2 separate regions of the Homo sapiens genome follow, and region 2 is linked to region 1. Evidence: chromatin loops called from intact Hi-C (ENCODE). Cell type or tissue: MCF 10A. All regions are shown on one strand. Links, peaks and the distances in the headings refer to the core of each region. The heading gives the core; the rest is flanking DNA.

Evidence for each region. A loop is a pair of places that touch in the nucleus more often than their neighbours do. Peaks named below come from ENCODE experiments on the same cell type or tissue, not always from the same donor. Only the 100,000 strongest peaks of a DNase experiment are listed, where the experiment ranks them.
Region 2: a loop joins it to region 1, with 7 times the contacts of the local background. A loop is called at or near these places in 3 of 110 quality-filtered maps.

What each region holds. Positions count from the first base shown.
Region 1 is chr12:82,312,422-82,328,405 of GRCh38, forward strand. No RefSeq gene overlaps it. Among named protein-coding and RNA genes, the nearest start is that of CCDC59, 38 kb to the right of the region's middle. RefSeq lists an enhancer at 1,707-2,208. In MCF 10A, for the core only: a CTCF peak has its summit at 14,681 (motif pointing left); no DNase peak of the experiment used is centred there.
Region 2 is chr12:81,789,016-81,804,999 of GRCh38, forward strand. No RefSeq gene overlaps it. Among named protein-coding and RNA genes, the nearest start is that of PPFIA2, 38 kb to the left of the region's middle. In MCF 10A, for the core only: a CTCF peak has its summit at 8,192; a DNase peak (open chromatin) is centred at 8,256.

The DNA of each region.
Region 1 (15,984 bases), core at 13,485-15,984:
TGCAAACAGGGACAATTTGACTTCCCCTTTTGCCAGTTGAATACCCTTTATTTCTTTGTCCTCCCTGATTGCCCTGGCCAGAACTTCCAACACCATGTTGAATAGGTGTGGTGAGAGAGGGCATCCCTGTCTTGTGCCAGTTTTGAAAAGGAATGCTTCCAGTTTTTGCCCATTCAGTATGATATTGGCTGTGGGTTTGTCATAAATAGTTCTTATTATTTTGAGATATATTCCATCAATACCTAGTTTATTGAGAGTTTTTAGCATGAAGGGCTGTTGAATTTTGTCAAAGGCCTTTTCTGCATCTATTGAGATAATCATGTGGTTTTTGTCACTGGTTCTGTTAATGTGATGGATTACATTTATTGATTTGTGTATATTGAACCAGACTTGCATCCCCGGGATGAAGCCAACTTGATCGTGGTGGATAAGCTTTTTGATGTGCTGCCGGATTCGGTTTGCCACTATTTTATTGAGGATTTTTGCATCAATGTTCATCAGGGATATTAACCTAAAATTCTCTTTTTTTGTTGTGTCTCTGCCAGGCTTTGGTATCAGGATGATGCTGGCCTCATAAAATGAGTTACGGAGGAGCCTCTCTTTTCTATTGATTGGAATAGTTTCAGATGGAATGGTACCAGCTCCTCTTTGTACCTCTGGTAGAATTCGGCTGTTAATCTGTCTGGTTCTGGACTTTTTGGCTAGTAGGCTGTTAATTATTGCCTCAGTTTCAGAAGCTGTTATTGATGTATTCAGAGATTCAACTTCTTCCTTGTTTAGTCTTGAGAGGGTATATGTGTCCAGGAATTTATCCATTTTTTCTAGATTTCCTAGTTTATTTGTGGAGAAGTGTTTATAGCATTCTCTGATGGTAGTTTGTATTTCTGTGGGATCAGTGGTGATATCCCCTTTATCATTTTTTATTGTGTCTATTTGATTCTTCTCTCTTTTCTTCTTTGTTAGTCTTGCTAGCAATCTATCAATTTTGTTGATCTTTTCAAGAAACCAGCTCCTGGATTCGTTGAATTTTTGAAGGGGTTTTTTTATGTCTCTATCTCCTTCAGTTCTGCTCTGATCTTAGTTATTTTTCGCCTTCTGCTAGCTTTTGAATTTGTTTGCTCTTGCTCCTCTAGTTCTTTTAATTGTTATGTTAGGGTGTTGATATTTAGATCTTTTCTGCTTTTTCTTGCGGGCATTTAGTGCTATAAATTTCCCTCTATACACTGCTTTAAATGTGTCCCAGAGATTCTCGTATGTTGTGTCTTTGTTCTCATTGGTTTCAAAGAACATCTTTATTTCTGCCTTCATTTCGTTATTTATCCAGTAGTCATTCAGGAGCAGTTGTTCAGTTTCCATGTAGTTGTGCAGTTTTGAGTGAGTTTCTTAATCCTGAGTTCTAATTTGGTTGCACTGTGGTCTGAGAGACAGTTTATTGTGATTTATTTTTTGTTTGTTTGTTTGTTTGTTGCTGAGGAGTGCTTTACCTCCAACTATGCGGTCAATTTTGGAATAAGTGTGATGTGGTGCTGACAAGAATGTATATTTTGTTGATTTGGGGTGGAGAGTTCTGTAGATGTCTATTAGGTCTGCTTGGTGCAGAGCTGAGTTCAATTCCTGGATATCCTTGTTCACTTTCTGTCTCGTTGATCTGTCTAATGTCGACAGTGGGGTGTTAAAGTCTCCCATTATTATTGTGTGGGAGTCTAAGTCTCCTTGTAGGTCTCTAAGGACTTGCTTTATGAATCTGGGTGCTCCTGTATTGGGTGCATATATATTTAGGATAGTTAGCTCTTCTTGTTGAATTGATCCCTTTACCGTTATGTAATAGCTTCTTTGTCTCTTTTGATCTTTGTTGGTTTAAAGTCTGTTTTATCAGAGACTAGGATTGCAACCCTTGCTTTTTTTTGTTTTCCATTTGCTTGGTAGATCTTCCTCTATCCCTTTATTTTGAGCCTATGTGTGTCTCTCTTCAGAGCTGTCAGACAGGGACTTTTAAGTCTGCAGAAGTTTCTGTTGCCTTTTGTTCTGCTATGCCCTGCCCACAGAGGTGGAATCTATAGAGGCAGTAGGCCTTGCTGGACTTAGCTGGGCTCCGCCCAGTTTGAGCTTCCCGGCCACTTTGTTTACCTACTCAAGCCTCAGCATTGGCAGACACCCCTCCTCCCGCCAGGCTGCAGCCTTGCAGGTCAATCTCAGACTGCTGCGCTAGCAGTGAACAAGGCTCTGTGGGCGTGGGACCTGCAAAGCCAGACACAGGAGAGGATCTCCTGGTCTGCTGGTTGCTAAGGCTGTGGGGAAAACACAGTATTTGGATGGGACTGTACAGTTTTTCCAGGTAGTCTGTCACGGCTTGCCTTGGCTAGGAAAGGGAAATCCCCTGACACTTTGCACTTCCTGGGTGAGGCAATGCCTCACCCCGCTTTGGCTCACCCTCCATGGGCTGCGCCTACTGTCCAACCAGTCCCAATGAGATGAACCAGGTACCTCAGTTGAAAATACAGAAATCACCCGTCTTCTGTGTCGATCACGCTGGGAGCTGCAGATTGGAGCTGTTCCTATTCGGCCATTTTTGAACGGACCCCTTATCAATTTCTTAAAAGACAAAATCTGCCAAAATTTACACAAAAAGAAATATAATTTTTTCTAGTAGACATAGACAATCTGAATAAGGCCATGTCTATTAAAGAAATTGCATAAATAATAACCTTCCAAAAGAGAAAGCACACAGCCTAGATGGGTTCACTATTGAATTCTATAAAACATTTAATGAAGAAATTATACCACTTCTCTACAATCTCTTCCAGAAGACAGAAACGAAGAAATGCCTTCTAACTTACTCTGTAAGGCCAGTATTAATCTAATACCAAACCCAGACAAAGACATTACAAGAAAAGAAAACTACAGACCATTATCTCTCATGAACATAGATGTAGAAATCCTAAACAAAATATAAGTACACAAAATTCATCAAGGTATAAAAAGAATTATGCACCATGACGAAGTGGGAGTTTTCTCATACATGCAGACTGGTTCAAAATTCAAAAATAAGCTTATCGTATTACCAGGTGAAAGAAGAAAAAATCAAATGATTGTATCAATAGATGAAGAAAAGGGGAAGGAGGGATGAACAGGTGGAGTGCAGAGGATTTTAGGGCAGTAAAATTATTCTGTATGATTCCACAATGGTGGCTACATGTCATTATACTTTTGTCTAAACTCACAGGATGTACAACGCCAAGAGCGAACCCTAATGGAAACAATGATTTTGATGTTTCGATGTAGGTTCATCGATTGTAACAAATGGGTAATTCTGATGTGGTGTGTTGATAGTGGGCAAAACTGGGAGTGTCAAGGGCTGATGTATATGAAAACTCTCTGTACTTTCTGCAGAATTCTGCTGTGAATCTAAAACTGCTCTAAAATTAATATGTATTAATTTTTAATTACTGGACTAGGTGTGAAATGATTTAGTTTATAGCTTCAACTCTTTCTCTAAGTTCTTTTATCTTTGGATCTCAAAATCCTTATATAAAATATATGGAGTTGAACTAAGTTAAAATATCATGATTAAACTAAAATTTAAAATGAGAATATTTACCATATATACAGTATGAAATAATGACAAAATTTTAAATGGTAGCTCTGTTTAAATTTCTATTTTAAAAACAGAAGTTATTAAAAATATCCATAGTGACAAAAATATTACCTGTCTGAGCTTAATTTATATTCAGATGGCAGAAATATCAGGGGAAAAAAAGAAGTATATGTCACTGTATGATACTGTTACTGTATGACATCACTGAAACAAGATTTATTGCAAAGAATAAAAATTAAAATATACACTGAACATAAGTAATTCTAGAATTCCTTAATGATTATTAAATCTGTATTGAAACCTATTGATAAGCATTTTGTTGTAAACTCAATTAACAGTGTCTATTTAGGATGCAACACTTAATAATGAGCCCAATTATTGAATGTTTCAGAAATAATTGTGGTTGGCCTAGATTATTTGATACATCTGAGGACAAGGTCTATTTAATTACAGATTCTGAATAGGAACAGAAAATACTCTAAGTTGATGGTTCTTCAAGTGTGGTCCATGATTCAGCAATCTGGGAACTTCTCATATAGCCATATTCTTGGATCCTACTCCATGCCTAATAAATCGGAATTTTGGCAGCAAAGCCAGATAATATGATTTTTTAAAAGCCCACCACCTCATACTGAGGCATATCAAAGTTTTAGAACTATTTCTCTAAATATTTTATGTAAGAGTAAATTTAATACAGGTTAGGTGCTTACAGTATAATTGAGAAAGCTGCAAGAGCAACCTCTGAACCGTGCCTCCAAAAATAAAGAACAGAAAAAGAACTGACCTGCTAAAGTTACCACCTCCTTATCTACTACTGGAACAACTGGTTTCAAGAACATAAGCTATAACTGCAAGGTGTCAGGATGCTGAAGTTAAAAAGATATTATTATTTATGCCAGATATGTCCCTCTCAATAGCAAAAGCTGAAGAATGAAGGCTGAGAAGCAGCTGCAGACAGACTTCACTTCTCCAGGACTTTGTTTCTCACAGAATGACACTCAAAGAGGACAGAAAGACTGCTCCTGTCTTCCAAATCTCATGCCACTGCTCTTGACTGATAGATCACAGTGTGCAATCAGAAACATAGATGTAATGGTATAAACTTAGTGCTATCTATTGACACTCAATGGGCAACACAGTTAAATCTCCACCTAGACATGATCCATATGAATTATCATTTGGTTTCATCACTATATTCAAGCATAATTTCAGAAATAGTAAGGAAACAAAAGTTTAGAAGCAATTACAGTATTTTAAAGTAATTACTACCAATTTGTTACATATCATTGTCATTATTTATAAATTTATATGCTTGCATATTTATTGGCTAAACCGAGCAAATAAAATAATTCTCAGCTACACCTTGGGAAAATATACCTAAGGAATTTATATAAAGAAAAATAGATGATAGATACCTAGATTGATAGACAATAGAACATATATTTGTATAATATAGTATGTTACTCTTTATACACTCTGATTGAGGTAGGCAGAGTATAATATATTTTTATATGAAGAAACTGAACTCCCAAATTATAAAATGCCACATTGTCACATGGCTGATAGATGCATAAAAGAATGTATGTATCGTAACTCATAGGTCAGTGCTTGTTCCAATACACTTTAATGCCTTTGTCTATTATCCTCTGAGAATTCTTACAACAGCAACAGGACATGACAGAAGAAAATGGGTACTGAACCAAAGGCAAGAAAATAGTGTGAATGCAGAGTAAACAGAGGAACAAAATAGTGGCCCAGGGGTTTAAAATAACACATCAAGTCTAAATGCTAATATTGCAAATCTAACACAATTCCATGTATATATTAGTCCAAACAGCTTGGCTGTGTCTGCTAAAACCAAACAAACAAACAGACAAACAAACGATCCCCGAATCCCAGTGACTTAAAACAGTAAAGTTTATTTCTGGCTCCATTGAAGGATGGATGGGGACCTTAATTTGCCTTCTCTTTATTCATGAACTCAGGCTGATAAAGCAACCATTAACTGTAACATTACTGATCATCAAAACAGAGGAAAATCTGCCTCTATAGAGTCCCTTCCTGATATTTAAATGACACACATCACTACTGCTCACAGCTCATTGACCAGAATAAATCACATGGACTCACCCAACTGCAATGGAGCTAGGAAGTAAAATCCTATCGTATGCTTGCAAGGTGGAAACCAAGACAGAAATATTTGGTGAATGGTATTACTGATGATTACCAGAGTGTCAAAGTCAAATTAGAAAAAAAAAAAGGAGAACAAAAAAAATGTATCAAGAACTTGAAACTGAGGGTCACAGATAGTCAATTTGAATAGATGAAACAATGTTGATAATAAACTTAGTATTTGTTAGTAATTATTTTCCGTCATGGATATAAAGAAGCAAAAGAAGTCTGTCTACAAACTTCTTTGTAGTGAGACAGACGTTCAGAGAAAAACAGAGCAAAGAGACAGATTATTATAGCTAGGAATCCTAATGATTTTCTTTGTCTTGACTCTACTCAAGAGAGGCTCTTCTGCCCTTCAGTTCCTTGGATAACTCAACATCTATTATTAAATTTCCTATTTCTCTTAAATTCACTCATATTAGTTTCTATTGCTTGCAGTCAGCAGAGTTTTGATTAAGGCAATGGTACTAATTAATTTTGTAATATTTCTCTATCAAGTGAAATACAATATAGGTTCTAACATGGTATATTGAAGTAGTTTCTCTCAAAATTAGTGGGCCTTATTGTATTTTCCCTGCGTGTTATCTACTGATAAGAATTATTTTTAAATTGGAATTACTATCACAATATTAGATAAAGGAAGACAGTGATAAGGAATTTGGATATTTTCCTCTAGATTAAAATATTGAATATCATTAGATTAAGTGAACACCAATTAAAATAAGTTGTTAATTAAGGGGTTTTTTTTTGCCAAAACAGAAAAAAAAGTAAGGGAATTGTTTTAAGAACTGAGGAAGTGCCAGTTGACCCAGCAACTCTCATCTAGAACTTAAAATGCTAAAATAAATTTCATTATCAGTCAGAGAAGAACAAATTATCAAAATGTATAATGATATTCAGAGAGAAATGAAAGACAGACATCTTTAAAAAGTGTTCAAGTGAAAGAAGCAAAACTAAAATGTTCAAATTCAGAATAAAATTTAAATTACCTCCACCAGAGCAAGTGGAATATAAAAGAAAGTTTCTAAAATCCTTAACATGATTCTTTCAGGAATATTTCATATCAACTATCTATGTCTTTGCATGTAGCTATAACGTCTCCATAAATTCTCAAATTGGAAAGCAACAATCATAGGAAATAACATTTCAATCTTTTTTGTACTCTATATACAAGAAAATAATTTGGCTCACATTGTGAAAAAATTAGACAATTGTGGATGAAGGCTGTCAGATAATCCAAACTGTCAGTTTGGTTTAACATTTCTGAAAAGGGGAAAAACTTTGACCAGAACTGCCAAAAATATGCCAGTCACTTTAGTGCATGCTTGAATAAACATGAAACAATATTTGTATATGCTGATTAAAGACAAGATTTTGCTATGGATTATAAGATTCCACTCAAAAATGTTTTTTTGTTAGTAGGAAAGCCAGTAATGCTTTTAAACATAAAACAAGTGCTGAAATCTGTTTCCTAGAAAATGTCACATAAGAGTATGATATTAATCACAAAAGGTTAAGTTTAATGATCTAAAGTAAAACATATATTGCCTGCCATACGACTGTGGTTTAATAATTTGTCCCCTGCATAATCCTGTAATTTTCAGCAGCAAAACATATTTCTCCAAACATACGCTTTTTAATATTTTTCTTTTCAATTTACATAAGATACAAAAATTGTGATCTTAAAAATCATTCCTATTCTCCAGTCTCAAGAAGTTTCAAAAATACTAAGCAGACAGAAACATTAGCAGACTGAGATCCAGTGGTGAGTGGTTCTCTGCAATGAAGTAGTATTGATCTATTTCAAAAATAGTTGAGTGTCTACTGGGTGCCAGACGTTATTTTTAACTGCTCAGGATTCAGCTGGGAACATGGTAGACCAAGGTCTCTTCCTCAGTAAATGTTATTAACAAGCGAGAAAATATTTAAAACAAACAAGTAAATATGTGATTAAAGTGCTATGGATAAAAATTAACTAGGATATTATGACAAAAAAATTGTATACCAATGTTCCTTGTCAAGATTCAAATTGGGTATTCCAACAACTTTTTTTAACCTTATCTTAGAGCTTCAACAATACAGCATTTATTTATCTATAAACACTTTTAGCATGTGAAAATGGTAATTATTTTCCCATACAATGCCATAGATTACAAATATATTTATTAACATTAGCCTGTTTTTTCCTCAAAATGGACAATAGCAGCATCTTAAAACATTCATTTTATAGATGGAGAAAATGAGCCTCAGGGAACTTAAATGGCTGGCTCATGTTTATGTGTCCCAGCAGAGACTTGAACCTAGGTGCATTGAAGAAAAGTTTATTGGAATTTGATGATGCTGGCACATCACAAATATTATAAAAATGAATATGGCACAGTCCTGACTTGAAAATGTTTCATAGAGAACATGGTTTGCGGTTCTTAATCCCTGGGCAGCAGCAATCATGCTGCTTCTAAAAATAACCAAGGAAAAAAAATCTAATTCTCGGAAGACAGGCGACACTAGAAGAAAGTCTGAGTCTTACTGTCAGTCTTTCTTCTGGTTTGATGACCCTCATCTCCAGAAGCCATCAGAGGTTGGGTACAAAATACTTAGGTCACTTAGCTTCAAATGTAACCACCCCTTCCCTTTTACAAATGTTATCTAAGGTAAATAGAAGAACCAAAGATTAAGATCGAGAAAGACCATTGGCAGGGACTTGGTTACTTTCCTCGTGTGTAACTGACATGCTCACATTTGAAGCCTGAGGAGTGGTCATCACCAGAATGTACTCAGTATCATGTGCAAAATAGGGGAGGTGACTCTCCTCACCAGTTTAAATGCAATCTGATAAAATGTAGCTTCTCCGATCATTGATGTGGTGCTAAACGGCTTTGAGAGAATTAGACTTAGCTGGCTAATTGAGAGACAATCCAGTAGATTTCCCTAGAGGTACACCGGATAGATTTTCAAAGTAAAGGGTTGCTGAATTCCTGGAGGTATCATCTTTTGAACGAGATTCAAAATGGAAGTGTTCATGTTGGGGCTAAAAGGCCTAATACTGGCTAATGTCCACAGCAGGACAGAACAATTAGCAAATTTAGGAAACTGCTCTCATTTATGCCTCCGATAATATAGGTAATGTTTGCAAATCAAGTTCTTCCCTGCTTTAATTAATTCATGTTTATTAATAAATATGAACAGATTAAGTATATTTGACTTTATTGTACACTATATATACATTTGGGAGATCTCCCACATATGTATCACTAGAAAAGAACATTGCACATTGCATTAAATAATTTAATCATTAAAATATTAAAACAGAACTAATTATTTATTTTCCTTCCCTATCTTTACCTTCCTCCCAGGATCATCCAGTGTATATACCCAATTATCTTGGAGACTCTACCTCTACAGTTTTGTTTTGTTTTGTTTTGTTTTTGCACATAATAATTGGGTCAATCAAGGTTCAAATAAATGAGAACAAAACCACAGGAATCTCTGTGACATTTATATTCACAATTCCCTCCACGGCTTCCATCCAGTCTTGGCACAGACCAGACTCCTGTGTGGTGCCTATTGTGCTTTGCGGAAGTAACCTCGTATGTGCTATTAAGCAGGTAGATAGGGGAGACTAGTTCTTCAGACAGCCCAAATGCAAGCCTCCTGTGTAAGCACCTGCTCCCCATTCATGACTGATAATGCTCCCAAATACAAATTCAAGCTCACTGGGTAAGGCAAGGAAAACAAGAGGAAAAGGAAGAGAAAGAGAGAGAGAGAGAACACAGAATGGTGACACTTATGACATTAATTAATCAATTAGGAAAACAGAGCAATTGAAGAAATTGAGCATAATAAGGTCAAATGTAAAAAGCAGGCCAAAGAAGACAAGTTCAAAGACAAGATGAGAACTTTTAATCTAATTAATATGCTTTTGGTAAATCATAAAATGTATATACTATGCTAAAACTGACTAAATCATAAGGCTACAAGGGAGTCCAAGAGTGTGTTAGCTTCACTTGTTCTCTGAAAGGTGAATTTCTAAACTTCCCAACTGAATGGTTCTCTCATATTTTCCTGAAAACCCCTAGGGACAAATGACTTCGTAGCCTCCTGAACAGATTGACATAAAAATTTCATGACGGTAAAACTGATGGTGTTAGATATAAAAGAAATGGTTAATTGCTGTGCCATTTTGAAACTTAATTTTTTCTAGTTTTCCAATAAATCATTTTATGAGGTCTATTTTAATTTAGTTTTTTCATAGTAAGAGAATTGTAAATATAAAAATTTAAATCAGCTTGTAATAGAAATTTTGGAAAATGCTAGAAATTATGAATAGAAAAATTAACCACCTATATTCCTACCAACCAGCATCCCAGCATTAGACTTTCTTTAATTTCTTTGGTATATTTCCTCCTTCACATTATTATTTTATTATTATTTTTGTTGTTGTTTTTTTTTTTTGAGACAGAGTCTCTCTCTGTCATCCAGGCTGGAGCGCAATGGCGCGATCTCGGTTCACTGCAACCTCTGCCTCCCGGGTTCAAGCTATTCTCATGTCTCAGCCTCCCAAGTAGCTGGGATTACAGGCGCCCGCTGCCATACGCCCCGCTAATTTTTGTATTTTTCTTAGATACGGGGTTTTGTCATGTTGGTCAGGTTGGCCTCAAACTCCTGACCTCAGGTGATCCAGCCACCTCGGCATCCCAAAGTGCTGGGATTACAGGCATGAGCCACCGTGCCCGGCACCTCCTTCACATTATTAATTCAAAAATTTGGCCAGGCGCTGTGGCTCATGCCTGGAATCCCAGCACTTTGGGAGGCCAAGGTGGGGGAATCAACTGAGGTCAGGAGTTCAAAACCAGCCTGGCCAACATGGTGAAACCCCATCTCTACTAAAAATACTAAAATTAGCTGGTGGTGTTGGTGCACACCTGTAATCTCAGCTACTTGGGAAACTGAGGCATGGGAATTGCTCGAACTCAAAAGGCAGAGGTTGCATTGGGCCAAGATCATGCCACTACAATGCAGCCTGGGTGACAGAGCAAGACTCTATCTCAAAAAAAAAAGAAAAAAAAAGTCAAAATTTGGATTATTTTCTCTGTGTGAAAATATATATGTGTGTGTGTATATATATATATATATACATATATATATACACACACACACATATATATACACACATATATATACACACACACACACAAAAACATACACACATATGCACATAGAAATAAAGTTTTGTATCCTCCTTTTATTCTTTTTCTTTCTTAGAGACGGGGTCTTGCTCTGTAGCCCAGGCTGGAGTGTATTGGCGCAATCACAGTTCACTGCAGCCTCAAACTTCTGGGTTCAAGTTACCCTCCCACCTCAGCCTTCTCAGTAGCTAGTACTACAGGCACACACCACCACACCCAGCTAATTTTTTATCTTTTGCAGAGACAAAATCTCTCTGTTACAAGCATGAGCCACTGGGCTCAGCCTACTTTTTAAATTAAACATTACATTATGAACATTTTTAAAGATTTTAAACAGTAACCAAACTAAGATTTTTAAATAGTGCTGTAACAATGTAACATATTATAGTGGGTTGAATGGTGGCCCTCCAAAATATGTCTACATGAATCTGTGACCTTATTTGGGAAAAAGAATCTTTGCAAATGTGATTAAGTTAAGGATCTTAAAATAAGATAATCCTGGATTAGGGTGGGCCTTAAATCCAATGGTACGTGACCTTAGGAGAGTATAGAAGTGGCAACAGACAGAGAGAAGGTGTTATGAAGATTGAGGCATAGATTGCAGTGATACACCAAAGATTCCAGTGGCCACTAGAAGTTAGGGGGCATGGAACTCATTCTTCTTCAGAGATTCCAGAAGGAATCAACACTTCGATTCTAGACACTGGCCCACAGAACTGTGACACAATACATTTTTTGTTGTCATAAACCACCCAGATTGTGGTAATTTGTTATGACAGCCCTAGGAAAATAATACACATGGATAGATCATGATTTACTTAACCATTCCCAGAGGAATTTTTAAGATAAATTTTTTCTTTTTAAAAAAATTTTGCTATCATTAATGATGTTAAAATTAATATCCTTGACATTCACTCATTCAACAAATATTTATTATAAACACCTACTACATGCTGGATACTCTTCCAGAAAATTGGGGAAATGAGACATCTTGGAGCAAGGCAAGGGTTTCAGTCCCTGTTGAGCCTAAATTCAACTGAGGGAAGACATGATAACCAATACACACGATAAGTACACAAATTATAAGTATGTTGGAAGATGTACTGTGCTATGGAGTAAAGAAAAAAAAGCAGAATAAGGGAGTATGAGTTGGAAGGATTCGATCTGCATTTTAAACAGGCTAGTTAGGGAAGACCTTATCGAATAGGTGACATATGAGTAAAGATAGATGAGAAGACAGTGGGGAGTTAGCCATGTAGCTATCTGAGGAAGAGCTTCCAGGAAAAAGGGAGAGTCAATGTAAAATGACAAAGATTATATCTTTAGGATAAATTATCAGAAATGTAATTATCAGGTCAAAGTGTGTGGATATTTTTTAATCTCTTGATAAATGTCAAGAAATTGTCTGGAAAATTGCATCAAATTAGACACCCTGAAAATGCACCTGAGTTACTGCTTCCCCAAATTTCAATACTGTACATTATCATTGTTTTTATTAGCCAAATTGAAAGGCAAAAAACATAGATGAAAAACTTCATTATGCAAATTTGCTTATTCTGGTGAGAATGTATCTAGAAATCATTTTTATTTTTTTCTTTTAAGAAATACCTATACTTGGAAATGCTTGCTTTTTAAAAAATATTGAATTGGGAAACTTTATCCTGTGAATCAGAAAAGTTTATTCTGTGATCTGTGTCTTTAATATATTGTATAAATGTCTTTTCCCAGTTTGAAGCTTGTCTTTTAACTGCTTATTTTTACTTAAAAATATAGAAATATTTTTAAGTTTATATACTAAAATATGTATAACTTTTTGCTTTATAATGCATTTTAGGGTAATACTCTGTTATTTCTTATCTCCAAGAAAAGATGGATAATCAAATATATTATTTACAATTGTTTTCTAAGCCTGTTTTAAAATGAGTGTATTTTACAAGAATACTACAACTTTTTGCGAAGTATGACTAGGAATTTAAAAGTTGTTATATTTGTGTTTCCTAGCAAAATTCAAAACTTAAATGCTCATTTTATGTAAAATATTTAAAATGAAAGCATGGAAAATTCAATAATGATAAGAGTTTAAATATATCATTCTGAATATTTTTTCAAAATTTAATTATTGCTGTACTATGTATAGCATATAGTTGAGAAATTTTAGTTTTAAAATAAATTTTAAAACCTTTATCAACACATTATTATACCTTTAAATATTCAATTTTATTTATAATATATTGTGTTTCATAAAATAAATTACACATCACAATATTATATAAATAAATCTATATAGGCTTATTTCAGAGATACTGTGGGTTCAGTGCCAGATCACCACAATAAAGTATATATGGTAATAAAGTGAGTCACATGAATCTTTTGGTTTCCCAGTGCATATAAAAATTATGTTTACACTATACTGTAGTCTATTAACTGTGCAAAAGCATTATGTCTAAAAAAACCCAATGTATATACCTTAATTTAAATATACTTTATTGCTAAAAAAATGCTAGTGATCATCTGAGCCTTCAGGAAGTCGTAATCTTTTTGTCAGTGGAGAGTCTTGCCTCGATGTTGATGGCTGCTGGCTAATTAAGGTGGTGGTTGCTAACGGTTGGGATGGCTGTGGCAATTTCTCAAAATAAGACAATAACAATGAAGTTTGCCTCATCAACCAATTTTTCTCTTCAGAAAAGATTTCTCTGTAGCCTGTAGCATGCAATGCTGTTTGATAGCATTCTACCCACAGTAGAAGCACAATAAAGCGAAGGGCAATAAAGTGAGGTATGCCTGTATATATACACACATACACACACACACAGCAGATAATATATATAGAAAACAAACAGAACAAAATCTAGAACAAAAATGAAATGGATATATCAAACTCAGAATAATAGACTTACTTTGATAGAGCATTAAATTTAACACTAAGCTTCCTGACTTAAATAATATCTGATACAACAAAATCAGGTCTACCTCTGCTATCACATAACAAGCAGCCCACAGGGCTTTTGTAACCTTTGCTTGATTGAATTACTGTCACCGAGAAGTTCAGTGAAGCATTTTCTGCTTCCTAGCAGTCTCCATCATTCTAGTATTTATAAATAGCAAAGAGCAGCAGGCTGCAAACAAAACTTCCATTGGAATAACATATCCAAGATTAGTTCATTTATAAAGTTCCTGCTAAATAGTCAATCCCCTTTTAGCTGATCATGTTTTCATCCTTTTCTAATTTCCTACACTTGAAGGGGAAAAGCACTTAAAAATATTTAGAGGTATTATTCATTCAAGGTTTTCTTCTGTTTCTATGTATATTCTTACATTTGAAAACTATGCTCATGTGATCAAATAAGACAAAAGAATATATATTTATATATATTTATTAACTATTTTACAGTCTTCTGATTTTTTTCTGACTTTGGTCATAAAAGGTAAGTAGAAATCACATTTACTATACTCATTTCAATTTTATGTTATCTGCACTGTGTACATAAACTAAATATATGCCAAAAATTTCCCTCCTTCAAAAGGAAATTTAGATTCATTCCTAAATGATTTGACTTTTGGAGGGCTATAAATATATAGGCACTTTTTGATTATGTATGTGTAAACTTTGACCAATCAAGATATTTGAGTGAATATTTTGAATTCTTAACTTTATTCCATTAATCAGTAAAAGAATATATTCTTAAACAATTTGTAATTCCTCACTAGTAAAACAGTGCCTTGAACTCCCTCTGCTGGCCTTATAAGGGTAGTTTAACTTTAAAAAGTCATTCACATATTTGTATAATAATCTAGCATCGAAAAACAGAAACACTTTATATGTTGCATAATGACTTCAACTATAATAAAAATTCAAGTTAAAATATACTTATCCTCTTTTAACCCTAAAAAATACAGCTTATATCATAAAAAGTGATACTGAAAGGCTATTACTATAATATAAAATCACAATAATCAAAATAGTCTGAGGCCTGGAACTCCCAGCCTCAAGCAATCCCTCCACCTCAACACTCCAAAGTGCTGGGATGATACACATCATATGTCTGTATCAAAATATCTCATATACCCCATTACTACATACACCTATATACTCACCAAAATTAAAATTGAAAAAAAAAAAAAAACAGAAGCAGGCACAGGAAAAATTAAAAAAGAAAGAAAAAGATCAGTGTAAAGAGTAGAGCATCCAAAAGAGTGTGTTAGGAATTTAAGGAATTGTTACAAGCATGACAATTGAATCAAGTTGGGAATTAGGAGTTTATCAATCAATGTATACTTAAATACTTGGTCATATTTCGAAAATAAAACAAAGATATATATTGACTTCATACTCTAAACCAAAATAAACTCCAGACGGAATTTTAAAAATTTAAATATAAACATTAAATTAATATAATCATTGCAACAATATTTTGAAGAATTTCCTATCTTTAGATGGGAAAGTTCTTTCTAAAAAACAGGAAGCTTAGCAGTGATAAGGGAAAAATAGTCATATTTATCTACACACATATTTTCATAAAAGGAAAACACCATAAACAACATCAAAGGCAAATGATTGGGGCAAATATTGCAACAGATATGATAGATAAAGGCATAAATTCCCTACTACACAAAAAGCTTCTATAAATTGGTGAGAAATAGAAAAGGAACTCAATAGAAAAATAAGCAAAGACTTATGCTAAGGAAATTCACAAAAGAAATCTAAAGAGTCAATAAACATACAAAATCCTGCTTGTCCTCACTAATAGTCAAGGAGAATAAAAGTAAAATGCACAGTGAGGATTACAAGTCATTAACGGGATACTTAAGCCTTGGGCTAATTGGCAAAAATTCAAAATATAACAACATCCAGTGCAAGTTGCTGCAATCATTTAAAAAATATTTCGGCAATATCAATAAATCAAAGACACACACACACACACAGGCACACAACATTTGCTGAAGTAATTTCACTTGGTGAATATCGCCAATGAAAACAAAGTACCAACACCAAAGGACATGCATCTGGTGACACGTAATGTAATTTGT
Region 2 (15,984 bases), core at 6,678-9,177, 530 kb before region 1:
TGATTTTTCATTTTGAAGTAAAAGGTAACCGTTAACTCTTACATTAAATATGACAAGATTTACTTGGTAAATTGGTACTTTAAAATTTCCAGATTCTGCTATGATCTTGCTCGACATATGAAAAATGGGTACATTAGACAGCATTCACATTTTAATAATATGTTACGCATTATTATGATATTGTCATATTAAAATATTCTTGAACATCGTCTCACGTAAACTTTAAAGTAAATTTACTTATTTGAACAGAACAAAAGATGGAGATTGCATGACTAGTCTCTAATTAATTATTTCTGTGCCCTCCCCAATAGGAAGCTTAAATTCTCAGAAAACATAGTATTAACTGAATGTTCAAAAATCATTGCTTTGGAATGTGCATGCTTTTAAGGGACTTAAAAATTGATTTTCAGAGCTTTTTATCTCTGAACTTTCTATCTATACTATATGTTTTGATGCTTTTACTTCGCTGACATCCTCTGCCACACATACACTAAAAGGCTATCCTACTAGTTAACTTGTTTGGGGCCTATTATGTTTTACCACTGATTTCTTATAATAGAAGAAGTGAAAAATCCACATTTGATTTACAATTATTTATCTCCTTGTCAGGACTGCTGGGGGATAGAAACTGTGACTTGCAGGGCTCATATTTATTAGAGTTGATAATGAGCAGTTCACATTTGCTGACTTGGGCATATGACCTCGAACACACCATGTAAGGGTCACTTTTAATACCCAGATAATACTTTTTATTCTGAATGTTTGAGTTTAGAGTTCTGGAAACTCCAATCCCTTTCTGTGAAGACTTATATAACCATATTAATACTAAACTGATGCACTCAAGAGGCTGAACTGAGGACATATTTCCTGTTTTTTCTTATTGCCCGGAACCTTCAAGGCTCTATGTCAAATACTTCATTTTGGTTCTTTAAACAAAATATTTCCAAAAGATAGAATTATTCTGACCACCTTTTTTGTATTCCCATCATTCATCTAAAATGATTTGACAATAGAGACATTCTTAAAATTCTTTTTCCTTTTTTTTTTTTTCACTCTTGTTGCCCAGGCTGGAGTGCAATGGGGTGAGCTCGGCTCACTGCAACCTCCGCCTCCCGGATTCAAGCGATACACCTGCCTCAGCCTCCCAAGTAGCTGGGATTACAGGCATGCACCACCATGCCCAAGTAATTTTGTATTTTTAGTAGAGACAGGGTTTCTCCCTGTTGGTCAGGCTGGTCTCGAACTCTCGACCTCAGGTGATCCGCCCACCTCAGCCTCCCAAAGTGCTGGGATTACAGGTGTGAGCCACTGCACCTGGCCTCTTTTTTCAATTTAATACACAGAGATTGCAACTTTTGAGAAAATGAAATACATATTTAAAGTATATATTTGGAAATATAGGAAAGAGCCAATAGAAACTTACTGAAAATATGTATCACTGCACTTTGATAATTATAAAGTATTATGCAAATATAGAATAATACAGCTATTATTTTTACTCTGTTGGGCATTAGAATATATATCTTTTCTATATCTGTGAATGTAGGAGGCCTTGAGTCGGGGGAGGGCTAGGGTGTTAGAAGGGAGCAAATCCTGAGGTTCTTTCTGTGGATATTATATATCCTTTGTGAAACAGCCTGGATAAAGCTGCGTATACCCTTTCTCAGCTCTGCAGCTAAGCTACAGGCTTCAATTGCCACAGCTTCTTTGGTCCTGTTTTATTAAATTCAACACTAGCACCAGGGTGTGAAGTGGCTAGGGAAATAATTTGGAAAGATTCTTATTCATAGCTCCAATTGGTTTTCTCTGGATTAATAAGCAGCTCAATGCAATTTAATTTATTTCAAATCAATGATGCTACCTATCTATCTATGGAAAAACATTATGCTTATCTCTGTTTAGCATTTGGTGAGCGAATTACCTATTTGTGCTGCTTGCTCCCTTCAGTCCTTAAGTGCTTTTAATTCCAATGTGAACAGCATTATCTGTCTGTACAATTCCAGCTTGTTGTTAAATTTTTGCAATAGCTTTCTAACCTCCAATAGCCACTCCTGGTGTATTGCAGCAACTGCTGTTAAGGGGAACTGCCTAAGACAATGATTTCACTGTGGTGCTTTTGGCTGAGAAAAGGGCACTAGTTTATGAATGGTACTGAATCTTTCACTTGGCTTCTAAAATTCTCTAGCACTGATTATCCTGATTAATCATTTGGAAAAATTATATACTAATATATTGAATTATTTTCTTTGTTCCATATATCTCCCATTATATACCAAGCTACTTAAGGAAAGAGATTGTAGATTTTTCTTTTGATTTCTAGCTATCATTTAAATCATGCCTGCTATGTTCTAAGAACATTATCTCTAATTACACAGCACCTTACGCTAAGTATTATTATCATTATCTTATATAAGGGAAACTAAGTCACAGAGAAGTACATGACTTGTCTAATTCCACTTTTCTGAGTAAGTGGCAAAGCCAGGATTCAAACCCTTGGCTACAAAGCCCTCTACCCCCACAGCACAACATACTGCCTCCTAGTAATCTGTATTAGTGTTGACGATATTTGATGTCAAAATAAACATTATCAACAAGAGGATGAAAGAAAAACTACCGAGTTTGCTGCTGCTTTCTCTGTTTGCTTTATTTGCTTGATTATTAGAGCAAGGTAGGAGAAGCAAAGACAAGAATCGAGACAGATGGCAGGAAAAACATTCAGCAGAACTGTGCACACTGCATATTGCTCTTATGTGACACATTTCCCATAATTCAGTAAAATATACAGAACAAGTATTAATAATAATAAGCTTGCTGAACTTACACACCAATTTATAAGGAAATTGAGGAGAAATAAGAACAAAGATAATTGTCACCTAATCATTGTCTCCAGGCTAATGGAAGAAGTAAAAAAATCTTGAAGCCATCTTCCTTGAATGCAGAATAACTTTTCCAACAGGAGATACCAATGCTTATCAGGAATTTTAGGTTGTGGTTTTTTTTTTTTTTTTTCCATAGACACATGGAAGGCAGCATGTATAAAGAATTTCCCTGAAGTCCTCGGTTCATACTGTATAATAGAGGTGCTCAAAACACATTTCCTACATGTTTATAGAGCATTGTGCCTGATTTCCTGTGTAATCCATTAGGAAAAAAAAAATCCTTAATCCCACTTGCAATAGGGTAGAATTTTCTTTTTCTTTTCTTTTTTTTTTTTTTGAGAGGGAGTCTTGCTGTGTCGCCCAGGCTGGAATGCAGTGACTCCATCCTGGGAGTCACTGACAGCATCTCAGCTCACTGCAACCACCGCCTTCCAGATTCAAGCAATTTTCCTGCCTCAGCCTCCTGAGTAGCTGGGATTACAGGCATGCGCCACCATGCCTGGCTAATTTTTTTGGTTTTTGTATTTTTAGTAGAGACGGGGTTTCACAATGCTGGACAGGCTGTTCTTGAACTCCTGACCTCATGATCCACCCACCTCGGCCTCCCAAAGTGCTGGGATTACAGGCGTGAGCCACCGTGCCTGTCCTCTTTTTCTTTTTCCTGCTGGAACGTGGTAGACAAAAATTCCTCTATTTAAAAAATAACTCCTTTATTATTCAACTTCTATACTACCTAATCAGCCCTTGACAGCCAGCCAAAGGCAAAAATTAATTTTTTGGTTAGAAGATCCCACACAGAATAAGTTATCTGTCATTTTACAAAATGTCTGAGTTAACAACATCTAAAGTTCTTGATTTTGAAAACCTTTGTTGAAAGTCTAAACAAAGTATTACATCAGCACTCTACTTTTGACACTCAAAATCTCTGTGTCAATCATCTTACCCCTTCTCCACCTGCAGGGGCATTGGCACTCTTTCTAATTAGATTAGTTCTCACCCATGATAATAACAACGTGGACAACCTTTGTGAATGTAAATGTTACGTGAATTTTGCATGCAGTCAAAATTGTAGAAGTCTTGAAATTCTTTTTATAGAAATTTTATTCTAATGTCTTTCTTTTGTCAGGGCAGGATTGGTTTTATTCTAAGGTCTTTCTTTTGTCAGGGCAGGATTGGTTTGTCAAGAATAGTAGTCTAGTGAATTTTATTACTTTCTAACACTACAGGAGAGAAAACAGAGAATGAAGCAGGAGAAGAAAATCTAGTGGTATACGGCAATAAATACAGTTTTTGAATGTGAGTAATATCACCAGTAGTATCCTTCTGAGGGTGCAGTATTCGTTTTTTTTTTCAGTAATACATGTCAACATTTAAGGCAGGCAATTATCAATATTACTATCAATTCTTACCAGTATTCATTTTTCTGGAAACAATAAAAACTAGATTCCCCCAGCCAAATTATGTTAGTGAGAGGAAAAACCAAGGGCATGGCTAAAATATGTCAAATAAAACAAAACCTACTTTGTAAACACAAGATGGCAATTTACTCTCTCTATTATTAATGTAAATCTAAACAATAACATCAATTTGTTGTAGCAAAAAGAGAAAAATGACTAACCCAGTTTGGATATATTCTGGCATAATTCTTACATGGCCACAATTTAGAGAATTATAGCATGTTGAAAATATGATATCACTTTATTTATTCTAATAAATATATTGCTGCAAGACTATATCAACTTCTGAAATAAAAGGCACATAGAAAATTTAAATAAATGTTATTAAAGTGAGAAAAAACAGTTAAAATAATTGGGCTAACTTTTCGTTGTAAAGTATGATATCATAAAGAATAATAAATGATTTTTCTATAATTAACTGAAAATGCACTTGAAAATTGCACTGTGTAGATATGTTAGAATTGTGGATTTCACAGATGTGATGGGGTCCTCATGATCACGTTTGTACTTACTTGTGCCCATCATGCATCATCTTCAGAAATTTTTGCACATTTTCCCCTAAATTAGATACAATTCTAGGAAGCAACAGCTTGCAATGTAGACTTTATTGGGAGATTCACTGTAGCCATACAGCAGAAATTAATAAAAATCTAAGCACTTTCTGTTCCACCCTTTTCACCTAACTTTCTCTTTCCTACAGGCATCTCCAACATTTAAAGCTACAGCTTTTCAAACTCTAGAACCTGTCAGCCAGCCTTCATTGTTTCATGGTTTCTTTTTATAACATAATTCAGTTATCCATCGACCTCCAGAGTCTTGCAAATTTCCTCATTCTTATCAGCCAGCTCAGCAAATAAAGCATGTTCCTTATTGCGGCTTGAAACAGTAAATATTTTTATATTACAAATAAGCCATTTTAACTTACATATAAAATAATTATCTGAAAACAAAAATGTTTAAGCATTTGAACAGGAGAGAAAAATGAATTTATAGGACAGATTTATAGAAATTTATGGGCACAGATTGGTTAAACAAAAAATAAAAACAAAAACAGAACAAAACAAAAACCTCAGAAATACTGATGAATGAGATATAAAATTTCTTACAGGAATCTTTATTAAGTTCTGCTGCATGGTAGCAATGTTTCCACATCTTCAATAAATTTTAATAACATTTATTTATAAAAAAAGATTTAAAGAATATAAAGCCAAGCTTCAGATAGATGATATTTGTAATATTTATTTCTAAAAGATAACTGATGTTCAGAATATTTTAAAATTCAAAAAAAAAAAAATCTACCAAGAAAATGATAGATGACCCTTTTAGAAAAGGAGACTAATGACAAAACATCTCTCCACAAAAGAGGAAATTACAAATGGCCTTTAAGAATATGAAGAGCTGTTGCATATTCCAAATGATCAGGGAAAAGCAGATTAACAATGAGATACTATCTTACACTCAAAAGCATGGCTTAGATAGCCAACAATGAAAAGTGTTGGTGAGGGCAAGGAATATAACTTCAACTCTCAAACACTGATGATGATGCATAAACTGTTATAATCTCCTTGGAAAACTGGCAGTATCTAACAAGCTGACTATAGTCAGCTATACCTTGCATCTCCACTGTTCCACTCTAAAGTATACACATAAAATTAAAAAGTGAACAGAAATTTGTAATGTGAGATTAGTGCTACATATTCAAAGCAGCACTCTTAATAAGAACTCTAAATTGGAAACAACTCAACCATCAGCAGTAGAAAGGTAAACAATGTTACATCCTTAAAATGGAGAACTGCACATCAATGAAAAAGAACAAATCACTACTGATACTGACAGGAGGCAGCCAAATGCCTAGGCAGACAGGGGCGGGTCCCCAGTGAAACCTCACCACCAAGCCAAAGACAGTTTAAAGCCTGAAAATCAAGCTACAAGTTAAACCCTTGGACTGAATTGAGAACTTCTCCTCTTTCCTCTGATTGATCTCCACCCTTCACCTATTTTACATATACCTACTCTTTCCTAATTGGTTTTCTACACTGTCATGTACATCTTTGAGTGGTTTATTCGCTTTAACCCTTTTTGCATACTCACAAACCAGTCAGCACACACACACCCCATTCTGAGCCCATAAAAGACCCCAGATCCAGCCATAGAGGGGGACTTTCCCATCTTTGGGTAGGGGATTCCCTCCCGTACCATGCTGCATCCCGTCTCTGCTGAGAGCTGTTCTGTCACTCAATAAAATTTTTCTCGGCCCTCCTCACCCTTCAGTGTCCAGCATATCCTCATTCTTCTTGGGCACAGTACAAGAGTTCGGGAACTGCCAAATGCAGGTACAAGCTATAACACAGGTGAGCTGGGGCACGCCAGCATGGCTAAGTGAGGCCTGGGCAGGGCATCACTGACCAGGGGTTTCTGGCTTGCAAAGTGATCAAGAAGAAATAACCTGCATCAGTGCTACATACAACATGGATAAATCTCAGTTGTGCTGTGTTGATCGAAATAATCCAGGCACAAAACAACACGTACTATATGTATGAGTCCATTCCTATAAAATGCAAAAAAATTGACAAACCTAGTTCATGATTATGCAATTCAGAATAGTAATTACCTGTGGAGAGGCAACGCTAGGAGGAGGCATGAGAGAGGCTTCTCGAGACACCGGGTCTCTCATATTCTGATACAGGTAGTAGTTATAAAAATGTGTTTACCTTTTAATAGTAAATCAGGCAGTATAGTATGACTTGCTTTCTTTTATATGTACAATATAGTTTGGTTTTAAAAGGTTCAAAAATTTATTTAATAATCTTTTACATTTCTTTCCAATCTTGTCATTCCAGCAAAACCAAATATAAAGTCTGCTGCCTTGGTTTTCTGTGTCGAAGACATATGCATATCAATTTATTCACTTGTTGCTGTGAGCCCTATCTGAAAATTTACATTTGGCTGTGTTTATCTATGCTCTCATATTAATCTGACTTTATAAGTAATTGTAAAGGAAACAGTAGAGTCTTTTTTATTTCATTTTATTTTTCTTGCTTTTGTGAAGGATGATGAGCATAGTAACACATAAGCACATCGGAGTGTGTCCTAGCTATAAAACACAATGGTATAACTGGAGGAATGTTAAATATTACATATTTAAAACCATTAAATTAAAGATTAAAAAATTACCCACAAAGAAAAAGTGTAAGGCTACTTCTGTCTTTAATATTTGTGGCTAATTTGCAAATTTTAGGATGGATGCATCAAAGAATCAAGATGTATCAAAATCCCATTTTGTTTTATTAAAAATATTGGGATGTGGGAGAGAAGGTCAGGGCAATTATGGAAAATCGATACACTATTATTGGTCATTTATTCTGCAAAATCATAGTTAACCTCTACTAAAACCTTTCTTGAGGGGGCCACCCCTGTGGTACAGTAAGCCTATGTCTATGTTCATTAAGGAGTCCCCACTGCCAAAGAATCCTACTATAGGACAAATATACCATAGTACTTTCAAAGCAAACTCACTTGTAAGTGGATATTCACATTTTGAAAGTATACTTTGAAAAATTAGAAAGCAGAAAAATTAGATTGATGCTTTCTCTCCACCACCATCACATTAAGAAATCCAAACCCAGTTTTTCATTTTAAGAAGATCTTAGGAAGAGTTTAAAGAGCTGTGTAAGGCAGATGAGGCACTAATATACCTTTTATACACAATTGTTTTGGTTTTATCTGAGGCATTGCAAAAAGCTGTAAAACTCACACGACCCAAAACAACCAAAAGCTCCTCAGCTCTAACAGTGTGAGAGATCTCATTATTCCTTGAGACCCTGAAGACTTACCAGTTGCCTAGAGCCGCCCATGAAAATGAGAACTGTTCTAATAAAAGAAGCACCTAATGTATGTTTTTCCTTCAAACTATTAAACCCAAATCCCCCTAGTGGCAAAAGAAGGCTAAGTACCCTAACAGTATGTGGAGGTATATATTAAATTGGCCCTGCCAAGGGACAACATTTCTTTGTATCATCATGTTTTACCAAAAATTTGTAATTTGGAAATATTCTACTGTACAGCATATCCCTGTTTCTTTAAATATGCACCGTTTTAAGTTACTTAAAATTTACTTACCAAAAATTCAAAGCACATATTTTAAATTAAGCGCAAACTGATGCTATAAAAAAGGTATCCCATGTGTTTCAGATTCTGATGTTACCTACTCAATTTTGATTCCTCCCTTCTGTCTTCCAACACAACTCTGACTTTGTTTGTAGTAGCCATGTGCCAATTAAACATATTCACTTACCCCAGTCCTTCTCCCAGTTGGGGAAAGCCATGCAACCGATTTTCGTTTCATGTGCTATAAGAAGTAATTTAACAGTTGGGAACTCTGAATAAGTTATTATTTTCCTGAAAAACAGAAAGTGGGAAGGGAATGAGCTGTCATCATCTTTTTGTTGCTCTTTCCCTCTTTCCTGCGTGGAGCATTGACATGAGGCCTGGAGAAGGAACAGTCACTTTGAGCTGAGGATTCTTGGACATCTGTACATAACGAATAACCTGGTAAGAATCTAGAAGTACCTTGAGTGTCACCAGCATGTGACTGCCCACATCTAATGCTGCTCAACGCAACTTCCTGCAATATTGTGTGCCACCCGATACAGTAGCCACTAGCCACATACAGAGCAGTTGAAATGCAGCTAGTGAGACTGAGGAATAAATGCTGAATGTATTTTTAAATTTAAATTTAAATAGTCACATGTGGCTAGTGGTCACTATATTAGATGGCACAATTACACCTATACCACTATTTGGTTAAACTAGATAGGCAAGTTTCTTTAACGAGTAACCGATGGCAGTCCTAATTAAACATAAAGTGTTTAAGTAGCTTCAAGTTCTCTCTTAGCCTCTTGTCACACACACCTACTCTGAAAACCTTTCCCTTAAAACACTATCAGATCACACCTTAGTGGGTTTGAACTACAGATAACTGAGAATCTCTTTACAGGGGGACGCAAGACGGAGCAGGAAAATAGAAACATGAGGTACTGAAGAAAGATTGATTAACCACAGGTAAGCGTGGATACCTGGGGAGAAGCTGCTTCTTCCTGAAAGCAATCAAGCTTTTCCATCTGCATTTCGCAGGCAGCCGGCAGCCAGACAATGCAGAAAGTGGGTGTTTCTGGCTGGTTCAGCCTTTCCTTCTCAAAGAAAACTGGGCCTCTGCTTCCCCTCAAGGGATATGTCAAATCCTACACATTATGCCGCTCTGATTTTTCTCACTTCCTGTCCAGATATAATACCTCTTCTGACTTGGGCTTTGCTTTATATTGGGGCAGAAGAGGACATTGAGTAGACAGAAAGCCTAGAATGATGATAAATAAAACCACATACTTTCAATTTCTTCTCATTTCCCAATTATTTACCTGGAACAAAGGAAGAACAGGGACCAACATAACAATCACCCAGAAGGAGCAGAAGGCTAACTTTGGAAAAATGAGAGGATTAACTACTGCTGCCATCCTGTAAGCAAGGAACATAGTATCAGAAAGTCCTATCTTTGAAGACAATGAAGAGAAGGATCTGTTTCTGGGCATCCCAGCCATAACCGTAAATATGACATCTGTGAACACAAAGTAAACATCACTGCGGTGATCAGTTTCACCCTAGGCTGCTAAGGGAGACACAGCCCAATAGTTTTCTACAGGTAACTTGTTAGGAACTCTTCATTTTAAAACAACAACAGCAACAACAACAAAACCCTTACTGTATCTGTGAAATGGATCATTACTGTCTTCCATTTTAAACATACAGACCTCCCCCAACATGTTACCCCGGTCACATGTAGTGACCTGAAGAGTATTTTGCTGCTGTAGTGACTGTGTCTGTCTGCCTTCCTGACCCATCCTGTGGCAGTCATCTATGTAACTGCCTGTCTTCCTTTTGTAGTTGCTTATTTTCAATCACAGGGTTCCTTCTTATATACTCACTGTGTAAAAAATATTAGGGCATAAAAACATTTTTAAAGTATTTTTTCTTTATTTTTAAACTTTTTTAAAGCATAGGCTATGGCAAACAGTCACAAGTAGACTTATGAGAGTGTGTTTTTTTGCTTTTCAACAAATAGAACTCTGGACCTGGCCATTTCAGTGAAGCATACAACTAGAGGAAATTAAATAGATGAAGAAAAACCCAGCACTCTCTAATATGTAAATTCTAAATTACTTAATGATATACTGCAATTTAAATTACACTGTAAATGAAATGATACTAGGTAGATAAAATAGACACAAGGAATATATAAAAGCCAAAAAGAAATTTAGATAATTAAATGATTTGCTATAAAGCCTTCCTTAGCTGTGAAGTGAAGAGCAGCTCAGTTGACACCTATTAGCCACTTAATACATAATGATAATGAAGTCTTATTTAGCACTTACTATGTGCCAGGCACTGCTAACCACTTTATATTTATTGTCTCAATTACTCCTCTTAATTGTTATAAAAGTGAACATAATCAAGGTAACATTTTATTAGATTTATGAAGAATTTATACGATATCATAGTTCACCAAAAATATATTTCATATTAGTTTATAATTATTATTTATGAATAATAGTAACCCCCAATGAGACAGTGGGCATATTAGAATTTTAAACTATAAGCACATAAGATTAACATCCTTATATCCACTTTGGGCTCTACCACTGATGTATCATGTTTTCAGCTATGGACAAGTCTTTGAAACTACCTGTAACAATTTGCCCTGTAAGTTATGAGAAATTGTCTGTACTGGTAATTGCACAACCATGTTTGCATGAGGAGGAAGAAACAAAGTAGAAAATACTCTTGAACAAAAAGTTGTTGATTCAAGATAAGAAGCACTGGACTTTATTATGTGCGGTTCTTAAAAATAACTGAAGTAGAAGAAGAAATACAAAATAATTCAGTCCTTTTTCAGAGCTAGCGTAACTTTTGTCTGGCTTCTCATGAAGAAACGCATAGCAACGAAGAAGGAGTGGATGGAAACTATGGAGCAAAACAGTAAGAGAAGAAAATCGAATTAGAAACAACTTAAAACCACTTATTATGTGTCTCACAATTGCTTCACAGTGCTGGTTTCTGCAAAGAGAAAGAGATACAGAAATAGTACAAAGCCTGAAGACAAGGGAACGGAAAGATCTTTTCCGTTAACTTCCCTGAAATCATGTGCTACAAAACAGGCATTTTCAGGAAGAGGGGTGGATGTGATGTGCCACAAGTGTATAAATTTTCCAAGTTTGTGTGATAGTAGAATTTTTAAACAAGTTTGTGGCTTTTGTCTTATGTTGATGACTAACAGTTCCCAATGATAGACTCATTCACCTCCAATACTCAAATTACTCATGAAATCACAAGCATATAAATTTCCAGGGCTGTAGAAGAGAGAGTACTGATTGTGATTTGCCACATTCTGGGAATAATTTCCTCTGCTACACACAGATGTGCCAGATTCAGCAAATACTCTGACCTGCCCCATATTTTGAGAAGTAAACCAAACACAGCCACATAGGAAGATCACGAGTATAAGGTTCTGGTACAGTCCCACTGTACAGTGACCTCAGAAAGACAGGATTTGCACCAAAACAGTGAACCTGCTTTCTTCAGTTTCATGTCATTACTAGCCCCCTCTGTGCTTTTAGCATTTGACCTAGAGGCTAAGCACTCAGTAATGTAGCTTGCCCCAGTGAGAACATTTCCAAATAAGGAAGCCAGCCCTGGGATAGGAACGCCACTGTAAACTGGGGCAGTGATTCTGAGGCTGGCAAATGAAATACCGTTTATTTCCAAATGTTCAGGGGAAAAAATTCCAGCCTTCAGAGTTGAAAGAACAGGCAAAAACGAGAAGGATAAGAGATCATTCCTTAATCTTGCAGAACTGCATTAGCTAAAGGCTGCCAGAAAATGGAAATTTGGCAAAGACTTTGCACATTGAACTGTCCTCAAGCTGAAGATCTGAGAGGGGTGTTCTGGCAGCATCCAGGTGTACCGTGAGAGATTACAAAGGGAAAACACACATCTTATCTGTGCTGCACAGCAAACTACTGGAAGAGAGCACTTATTATTCCAGAGTAAGGAAACCGGCAGGGGTATTGAGCCGTGGAAGTGGCCTTAGGCTAATGAAAAGACTACATAAACATAATGGGGACATTCCCTTAAAAATATACCAGAAAGTTTACTCTAGAAATATAGCACCACTGGAGATGTAAGAAGATGTCAGACAGCATTTACTATGTGTTATCACTAAAATATAAGAAAAAAATATGCTATCTGAACTAAGAGGAAGAGAAAAAAAGGAGGAAAAATAAAACAGGCAAGATCAGCATGATGATAACTATACAGCATTTAGAGCTTGAAAATTTGGGTTTAATCCAGTCTCCGCCATACCGCGTATCAACTCCATGATGCAGTTCACCATTTATCTTTATAGGATCATCAGTTTCCTCACAGACAATGACGGAAACTAAAATAATGCTAACATTTACAAAAATAGTACAAAAATGCAAAATGAAAAGGACAGGATAATACCTATTAGAGGTTTAAAAGGTCTAAAAAAAGCGACAAGAGAAGATCTATATATAACAGAGTTAAAATAGTTAACATTTTTAGCTTTCTGAGAAAAGATAAATTTATATCCTAACCTTATTATTCTATAATAATACCAAGAAGTTTGAAGAATTATATGTGAGGTATATAACTGCAAAAGGGTTAGATGGCTTAAAAGTAAACATGTGAATGTGATTACGGGGAAGGAGAAAAGCCAAAAATAAAAAGATAATTTATAACGGGAAAATGTACATTTTATTATATGTATTAGACATAATTACCTATTAAAAACAACAAAACCACCATAAACAAATTTAAAAGCAAAAACTAACCAAGGGAAATGCAATAATATGTCAGAGTCAAAAAGATGTTTTAATCTATGAAGAGTGCCCACAAATCAATTGCTAAAATCCCACTAATATCTCCAATTTTTTAAAAAAATATATATACTAGTAGAAAATTCATAGAATAAATATAAATGGCTAAGAAACAATAGTTTTCAATCTCATTTTAATGTAATTATGTAAATTAACACTTTATATTACCTATCAAATTCTCAAAGATTAAAGAATGATAATGTGGGTGAAAATACACAAATTTGGCACTCATTCCTGCTTTTTTCTGGGAAGCAATTTCATCTCATGTCCTAAAAAAAAAATTTAAAAATATTACATACCCTTTGGACCTAGTGTGTCCCTTCCTAGTATTCTATCTATTTAGAGGCAATAAAAAAGATTAATGCACTGATCTATTCATTGTGCCATTACTTTTAATAGCCAGATATTAGAAACAACTTACATGTTTAACGTTTGGAAAGGGATTTAATGCATATCGGCACATCCACCTGCTGTTTGGGTGATGAGATTTGGCAAAGATTTAAGTCCTGATCTTCTCCCTTCTTATGTCTTACTTTTTCTAAACTATTTAACTTAGCTTTTGTTTCTTCAAATTCACAATGGGATTAATAACATCCATCCTAGGATATTTTTGTTGAGAGCAAATATTAATATGATTATAATTTTAAAGTGAGATGTGCTTAAGAAAAGTTATCAACATAATGTTTATCTGAATCCAATTGTATAAATTGGTCTGAACATTTCTGAAGAAAATTTGTATATAAAATTTAGACTATTATTTGTTTCTTCTGGTCTTGATTCTGCATTCATTGTTCCTCCCCTGTATCTAACCTAAATTTAGAGCTTGAATTCTGTAAACTGAGCCCCATCAGGTGTTTGGCTGGGAGTCATCATCACAAACAAAGCAACTTTCTAAAATGTAGAAACAAACTTGCACACAAGTGGAAATAGGAATTTTCCCCAGGGAAGCATGCAGAATTACAGAAGCCCCTTTATCACCAAGTACTGTTTGAGTGAGTTGAGTAAAGAGGCCATCTAACAGGGATTTTTTTTCCCTGTTGGTTTATGAGAGCTGGGCATCACTGTTTGGCATGAATAGTGTAGTGACAAAAGGGATATGACAGGCTGGAAGACACAGAAACACAACATCAGCTTATCCAGGTTTTCTCTACCCACCTGTAAACAAACATGACTCCACAACTGAAAGAGTGAGACTCTCAAATGTGGAAGATAGGTTAGTGAAAGCAATTCTTTAATAAATAATATGAAGAATTTATGTTTACTCAGACTGTAAGTGATAGGAATGACTCTTCAAATTTTCATTTATTAACTAATTCAGTTGCTCCTATTAATACCATTTTATACAGGAATAAACTGAGACACAGAGCTGACAAATGACTTATCCAAGGCCATACACCTAATGTTTGGCTAAGCCATGACCATGTTAATAATAATAATAACAACGACTAGTAGGCACTCTTGAATGTTTACTATGCACTAGGCTCTGTATTGAGTACCTTACAAAACTTACCTTCTTAAATTTCTACATAACAAATTCTGATATATATGCACTATATGGGCTGAGTATCCCTAATCCAAAATTCTTAGGACCAGGAATGTTTTGAATTTCAGATTTTCTTTTCAGATTTGGGAATATTTAAATATGAATAATGAGGTACTTTGGAAATGGTACCCAAGTTTAAACAAAAAATAAATTTATGTTTTATGTACACCTTATACACAGAGCCTAAAGACAATTCTATGCAATATTTTAATCGCTTTTTGCATGAAACAAAGTTTGTGTACATTCAACCATCAGAAAGCAAAAGTGTCACTATCTCAGCCACCCATGTCGACAATCTGTGGTTGATTGGTATCACCATTACCCTTGACTCTGAATTTTTATGCTATTGAAAAGCAATAATGTTATTACACTTAATCACACATAAGTGTCATAAGCACTTAGCAGTAAAAAATAAGACACACCATTAATACAGTGAGAAAATAATGTGTTCAGGGTAACTAAGCAGTGCAGTAGCATCACAAGAATAGCAGCTGTTAACACCAACAACAAACAACGGCAGGCTTTCAGCCTCTACCTACGATGCTGTGTTTTGATTAAAAGGCTACCACATATTGTATTTTATTGTTTTAGGTGAGTGGAAACATCAGAAGGAGTTGAAGGACCGGGAAGTGAGTCTTCTAGGGATGTCTAGCATTCTACTGGGTAGCTTTTTAAAATGTGTCATCTGCCACATTAACAAGAGTTTTTGTCTTAGAATTCTCTTTTGATTTTATAAAATGACATGATTTCTTAACCTGTTATAAAGGCACACTGCTCTAGTCCTTCAATAAGCTCATCACACATTATAGGCACTTTTCTTTGCAGTGTTAACAATGTCATCTTCATCATCACTATTATCATGATCACTTTGATTCAGAACCATTTTAGCAATTTCACCATCAGCCAATGAAAGAACAACTGGAGCTTTATTATTGATGTTAAAAACTTCAATATTCACTTCTTCCAGCTTACTGAGGGACCCTGTAGGTATATTTTTTTGCATATCTGAAGAGGTCAGACAGCATTTTTTTTCTCACTTGAAATATGGAATCCTTCAAAGTCACCACCTTATTCATCATCATCACTGAACATAGTCACAAACCAGAGATTGTGTTAGGCCTGCACACAACTGTGTCTTTAGTCACCGTGTTCCAAAT